Regions from separate parts of the Homo sapiens genome. Here region 1 is linked to region 2. Evidence: chromatin contacts called from ENCODE Hi-C data. All regions are on one chromosome and are shown on one strand. The core of a region is the stretch at or near the end of the contact, and the rest is flanking DNA. Distances in the headings are between cores, read along the strand shown.

The links. A loop is a pair of places that touch in the nucleus more often than their neighbours do. Pooled maps may share reads with other maps.
Region 1: a loop to region 2 is called in a map of PC-3, with 8 times the contacts of the local background. The contact joins the promoter of LINC03117 here to the promoter of MEG9 in region 2. A Hi-C loop is called at or near these places in 2 of 168 maps with a recorded cell type or tissue (PC-3 and posterior vena cava) and 1 of 50 pooled maps.

Annotation. Positions count from the first base shown.
Region 1 is chr14:101,474,353-101,477,790 of GRCh38, reverse strand. It overlaps LINC03117 (long intergenic non-protein coding RNA 3117), which reads left to right and starts at 2,001. Exons shown (of 4, transcript XR_944220.2): 1 at 2,001-3,438. RefSeq lists a silencer at 425-608 and enhancers at 1,295-1,972, 3,276-3,438.
Region 2 is chr14:101,068,659-101,072,136 of GRCh38, reverse strand. It overlaps MEG9 (maternally expressed 9), which reads right to left and starts at 2,226. Exons shown (of 2, transcript NR_047664.1): 1 at 2,082-2,226; 2 at 1-1,695. It overlaps LOC105370670 (a long non-coding RNA gene), which reads left to right. Exons shown (of 5, transcript NR_188195.1): 5 at 1-159.

The sequences.
Region 1 (3,438 bases), core at 752-3,251, 410 kb before region 2:
ATGCCAAATGAAAATCGCAAGAGATGGTGGAAACTTCCTTTCTTTGGGAAGCCTCTGTCGACCCCACTTCGAGCGGATCCTGCCGTCCTGGTGCCCTGGGCATACTTTTATTTTTGTGCTTATCACACTGACCTGTGATAGCCTCCTGGTCAGCCTCAACTCCCCTTTATCCCCTACGTGTCCTGAGAGCTCAGATGGACGGCATTTGCCCACTTCAGTATTTCCCAGCACAGTCAATAAAGGAGCACATGAGATGCTTCCCAACCTGTGTGAATACCCTTCCTGACACAGCAGAGAACAGTCCTTCATAAATCCTGTGTCTTTGGAGGGACGTTTTCTGGCACACTGCGGCAGCTGTGGCTTGCAATGTCTAAGTTACCAGGATGTCGGTGGGGAGGGCCCTGACCAGGGCGGAGTAGGGGGACCTGCAGCGTCTGGGAGCATGAAGCCTTGCTGCTGGAGTCTCCAGGCTCGCCAGGCAGGGCTGGGGGTGGCGCTGGGAGGAGCCCAGACAGATAGGCCCTGAGCTTTGAAGAAAAATCAATATTCAGCAGGGAGTTGATTGTGTCATAAACGTCTCGAGTTGCACTGCCACTTCCTGGCCCCTGAGTGGCCCAAGGTGAGCTCTGCTGAGGAGAGAGCTGCCCTGCCTACCCCTCCCCTGCACTGCCTGTCTGAGGTCACAGAAGGAGCAGGAGAAAGGCAGCAGGCATCTTAGGTGGTAAAGCCACTCAGTGAGCCACAGCAGCGAGGCGAGGATGGTGGCTCCCTCTTTCTTTCGGAGGTGCATACATTCAACAAATAACTACTCAATGCCCACCATGCCCAGTCCTGGGGCCAGGCTCTGGTGATGCGGCCAGGAGCCCGGCAGACAGTGTGCTGCCTGCATGGAGTCTACAGTCCTGTGTGGAGATCAATGTTGAACGGGGAAATGAAACAGAAAACTGGCCAAGTAGAGGCTGATAAGCGTCATCCAGCAAAGCAATGAACAGGCAGGTGGAGGCTCGGGAGGGCTGGGCAGGGCTGCTGCAGATGGGCAGGGCTCTGGGCACTCGGCTGGGCAGGAGCCTGGGCAGTGGGGGGACTGGCTCCCAACACAGCCACTCCCCAACCACTCTTGGCTTCTCTGCTTCCTTCCTTCTCTCCCTGCCTCCTTCCCACACCTATGCCCAGGTGCTCCTGTAGCTCTGGCTTGCGTAGGGACACTGCCAAGTGGCCCATCCCCTTCATTTCGTAGTCCAGATGCTCTGACAGTGACCCCAGGTGACCGCCCATGCATCGCCTGTCCTGGTGGGGGCCATCCTGTGCCATCATTGGGGGGGGGGTGCAGTGTGCATGACACGGCACAGCATGGCTCATAGCTGCCCAGCACCAGGGGCTGAGGGGGTGATGGGCATAGCAGTGAGCATTCCATCTGGGATTGAGTCCTGCTTGCCTCTGTCAGGGGATGTCCTTAGGCAAGTCCCTTAACATGCATGTGCCTCAGTTTTGTCACCTGTAGCCCAGTGCCTCATGGTGCCAAGGAGGTCACAAGCATGAAGCCCCTGGCAGGGTGTGCCGGGCACGTGTGCACATGCCCCCTGGAGGGGATTCATCATCGCGGGCGGAGCTCTGCAGTTCCAGCCTCCTGAGGGTCCTGATGCCTCACGAGGCCAAGAGGCAAAGGGTTTTGTAACTTACATAACCGCAGAGAAAGGCAAGGTTGCTGCTCACAATGATGCTTTCACAGGGCGGCTCTGGGACGGCATCCTCACCCGACTATATGGAATTCCACATCCTTTCCGAATCTTGGTGTTACACAATAGTCACTGAGATATCATGTACCCCATTAACGTTGAGACTTTTATGTATTTACAATTCAGCTTAAATTTTTACCCAGAGAAGTTTTCAAAATGTAACATGTGTTAGTCACTGTGTGAATTGCGAAACCAAGGAAATATCTCCAAAGTGCTGGCCTTGACAATGTAATCTGGCAAGGCTTGGGGAGGAATAAAAATAACACTTCTCAGCATCGCCGTCTCTGAGGGCAGGAGTGATCTGGAGCCCTCCCCAAGCCCACAGGTAGTCGGGCGGCATGTGCGGGCCTGGGGGGCCCCACTGGGGTCTTCTCTCCTCTTCCCCGGCCCCTCCCCGAGGCCAGGACAAGTCCTGCCTGCCCTGAACGGGGGCGGCTGAGCCCAGGTTGGGGTGGTGGTGAGACAGGGAGACTGGGGAGCTGGGCACCCTGATGGGGGTTCTGGGCCTGCCACTCATCAGCCTGGAGGTCCGGGGCTTTTCCCCAACCCCCTGTGCACGGAAAGGTTTAGGGGCCATGCCCCAGGTGGCCACAGCGACGGGAAGCTCCCTGGCTGCCTCAAAGGGCTGTTCTGTGGGGGGACCTGGTCCAGGATGATGGAGGGGAGGCAGCAACTGGACTTTTCCCCTTGCAGCTGTAAGGATAGCTTGATTTTTCTAAGGACAACAACCCTGTGTCTCCCCACTGAGTTACAAGCCCGCAGGTGGCTTGATGAACATGTGGTTTCTGGATGTGACATGAAAGTTAGCATTTGCGCGCTCTTTGGTTTCCCTGGGTTTGTTTTTCTTGCTCTTACAGTCCTGAACTATTCCCAATCGTGTTTATGTTGAGGCAGAAGACATGGCTGTGGAGTGTCGGTGCACCAGGGTCTGCCGGGTCCCCGCCTCCCCATCCTTCCAAGAGGCACCAGCTGCAAGGCACGTGCATGTGCCCTCCTGACCCCCCGGTCCCCAAAGAGCCTGCTCCCGTCACTCCAGGCAGGCACTGTTGCTGGGATTTCAAGGCAGCTGAGTGCAGAGCCCACTGCAGAGGCATCAGCCCCTCCCAGGCCTCTAGGAAACCTGCTCCTCCCCTCCCTCCACAGGCATCTGCTTACAGCGCCAGCGGTGCCTCGTGCTCCACCTGGAGCACCACTGTCTGTCAGGGACACGGGCTCCCAGAGGGCTGCACGTGAATGATTTCCGACCCTCACAACAGCCAGGAAGTAGGGACTGGGATTGTTCCCATTCTGTAGATGAGAAGACTGAGGCTTGGGATAACGTGCTTGCCCAAGTTGGCATGGGCAGTACAAGACAAAGCTGGGGTTGCAAATGATCACGCTTCCTATTCTGAATATTTCTTTTTCTGCCACCTTCTCCTCTGAGTGCTGGCTTTCCCTACTTACCAAGCCCCCAGCTGCTCACTGCGGTGCCAGAGCACCCAAGAGCCTCCTCTGGCAGTGCCATGGCCCACAGCACACTCCCCTTGGCTCTATCAGGCCTCCCTTTTGGCTTGAGTGCCACCCACTCACTCCTCTCCTGCTTTCTGGCATCGTTATTTAATTGTCCAACCCTGGTCTGCTCAGTTAGACCGTAAACTCTGAGAGGACGAGGAGTCTTCGCCGGCTGCCCCCCGGGCCTGGCCTGGGGCTGCCACGTAGCTGA
Region 2 (3,478 bases), core at 977-3,476:
CGCCCGTTTCTCTTCCTTTCCTTCCAGCCTTTCCTCTCCCAACCAGCCCCCTCCCCACCCGGTCCCCCTTCTATTTTTCCTGGCTAAAACCAGCCACAGATACCACCACACCCGGAAAGAGATAAATAAATAAAAGAAAAACAACCTCAACTGTGAAAAGCAGTCCAAATCTGAATTTTTTCCGGCCTGAGTTAATTACACTTTAAATTGGCATGTTTACTGATCGGGGAATTTCAAGTTAACAGAGACAGCGCCCCCTCCCCAACTGTTTGTACAGTAGAACTCAGCAGGCTGGCGGGCTCCCCCAGGCCTTGGCAGGTCCTGCCGCTCCCCTGCCAACGAGAGAGCATAACAGAAACATCTATTTTTGAGTGTTAGAGAAAACGAAGATCTCACAGATGGCGGGAAGCAGCATTCTGGATGGTTTCCTGCACCCAGGCTCTGTGCACCTTCTCAGCAGCCTCTTGCCCCAGGAAAGACCAGGGCCTTTGGCCTCTCGGGACCCTGCAAGCTAGCTGCCTTGCACAGGGGGCTGTCTGCCTATCCCATCGTCGAGGGCCGAGCCTGGTCGAGGCTCCCCATGCTGTAGCACTGTCCAGTTGGCTCTGACCCCTTCTCCTTGGAGCAAGGCTGTGTGGGGTGCGGAGGGGGCTCTGGGCAGGAAGCAGGAGTCCCTGATGCATTCATTCACTCAGCACACACCAATGGAGCGAGGAGCTACACCAAATAAAGTGGTGGCCTGATCTCTGCCTTCTCAAGACCGACCCTAATAATGGGCCTGGGTCTCCCCTAGACCCCATGTACCTTGGAAAAATCCCATCCCTGCTCCAGGCCCAAATAGAGGCAACCAGTGGATCTTCTGATGGATGCAAACCCAAGGAATGCCTCCGGGGACAGGCCAGACCCCCAGCTCACAGCCACATCTCTCCTGGCAGAAGTGGCCTGATGTGGCCACCCCCGCCCCAGGCCTTGGTTCATGGTCGGGATCAACCGCAGGCTCTGCCGTGGGATGTCCACACCCTCAGGACCCGCCGGGTGCCCTGTGCTGCCCACAGAGGAGAGACAAGGCCAACAAGCATCACTGAGCACTTTCTCTGGACTCAGTCCTGTGCTAGGTACAGGGATGCCATTGTGCACAAGTCAGAAACAGCCGCGGCCCCAGCAGAGCCTGCAGTCTGGGTAGGGAGATACTTGCTGATCTAAGAATCAGAGCAGTGGATATCTGACTGCAAATTGAGACTGCCTGTGAAGGATGAATCAGGGAAGGCTTCCTGGAGGAGGTGGCCTCCCAGAGCTCAGCTTGTCCTTCCTTGAGGTCCTTTCCATTCCCAGTCCCCCTCTGGTCACTCACTTGGCCCAGGGCCTAGGGCCTTCGGGCAGGCAGTGCAGCTGCACAGGCAGGTGCTGTACCTGCTCCCCTGCACGCTGCTGGGATAACGGGAAAATGATGAATGAGGCCCCATCATGCCCTGCTTCCCGGCCCTCAAGCCCATTCCCATCCATGACAAATTGTCCCTCTACCTCCACAGGGTCTTTTCAGCAGCCTCGCCTGGGAAGCCTTGGCAGCACTTGGTGGAGATTTATGCCCATCTTCCCCAGATTCTTCTTTGTTTTTCTGCTTCTTTATTCCCTCAAAATATGCTTTTATTTATTCATTCCACAAACGTTCTCTGAGTGCCTCCCGTGTGCTTCCTCCTGGTGATAGAGAGATCGGGTTCAGTACACCCTCCTGTGTTGAACACCTGCTTTGCACTGGTGTCTATGGTCAGATTTCATCCAAGGAGACAGGCATGAACTAAGCACCTACTATGAGCCAGCACTGCCGAGCCAAGGGCCCTGGCTTCTAAAAGCTCTGCCACAGGGTGGCCGAAACCCCAGCCCCTTGGGTATTGAGGTCCTGGCTTGGTGATTTTGCAGCCCTTCTTGGTCTGGGTCGCCTCAATTTTTACAAAGAAGGAAGCCGCTCGTTCATCAGAGGTGGGTCTTGACCCCAGAGTCTCAACCCCAAAGCTGGGGAGACAGTGCTCAGAACAAAAGCCACAGCAATGCACCCTGCCCTCTGTGGACCTCAGTTTTCTTACCTGTCCAAGGGTGTGAGCAGAGAGGCAGGACAAGAAGGGAGCAGCCCTGACATTTGGGGGTTCTCTGAATCCTTGAGGACCCCTGACGACCGTGAGCTCCGTGGGTCTCCAGGACTGCACCAGCCAACGTGTCTGTGCAGAGTGGTGGTACACAGACAAGGGTGGGGGTGGTGAGGGGAGCACCTGGTCCCACCCAGGAGAGATCAACCAGATGGTCTCAGCGCACCCACCACCTTCACTAGGTCTTGTTCACTCCATGCAACTGAGGCAGTGAATATAGCCCTCAACTGCCATCAAGCGGAGTGAAAAACACAGGTCAACATAGGTCTTTGGTATTTGGATGCCCATCATGCTTTGAGTCTTCTGACAAAGCAAGCAGCCCTCTCCCCAGGCCAGACACGCACCAAAGCATCCCACTTCATGGGTGATGGCACCAAGTTGGAGAGATGACAGGTGAGTACAGAGAAAAAACCATGAATATTCTGGCAAGCTAAGTCTGGGGGAAAGTGAGCCTACCTCATCATATGATACCAAGAAAAGAGGCCCATTCGGTGAGCGATCTGTCTTCCAGGACACAGGGGCTATTCCTAAAGCCCGTGCAAGCAGGGTGGGTGAGAGCACACAGCCTGGAGCCAGACCCTGCCCCACCTCCAGCTGGGTGACCTTGGTTGACTCACTCAACCTCTCTGCGCTCCATTTCCTCAACTATGGAAAAGAAACTGTCTCCTCACAGCAGCTGATGGGGCCCAGGACCAAGGCAAGCGCCCCAACACGACAGCTATTACTTCTCCTCTTATCTCCCGCTGAAACAACAAGGAAATGGGAACGGAGGTCCAGGTTGTTCAATTTCCCAACCACGTCCAGGAGACATAGTGGGGATAAACCGGGCCCTTGCACTGGAGAAGGGAGCACACCTCGTGAACTTGGACCGGCGGCAGGGTTTACACACCGCACTGAAGACGGGACAAGTCACAGAGCCTCTGGTTGAAGGGTCCATGGAGACTTTCATCCTGGCCACCTGTGGGGCACACGTTCTTATTTGGCTTATCTGATGAGAAAGGCCCTTTGTTTATTTTTTCTTCTCCGCAAACAATAGATAAATCAATCATTTTTGCTTTTAATGAAATTCTGCATCAAGTGGCACAGGGTCACTGTGTTTGGGTTAGAAATCGGCGGGGAACATGCACGCTGCTGCATGCCGGGCCGACGCCGGACTCACCCCCTAATTCTCAAGTGGCGCGTGATGCACCCAGCACTCTTCCTGAGTGGTGGCCTGGGAGACTCGGCGGGGGGGCCGTGCCTGTTAACGCCGTGGTGTGCGGGGATGGTTATATTGAAGCTATTAAATAAGGCTAATGTCACTCTTCCCCTCACACACACATTTAATATATTCCAAA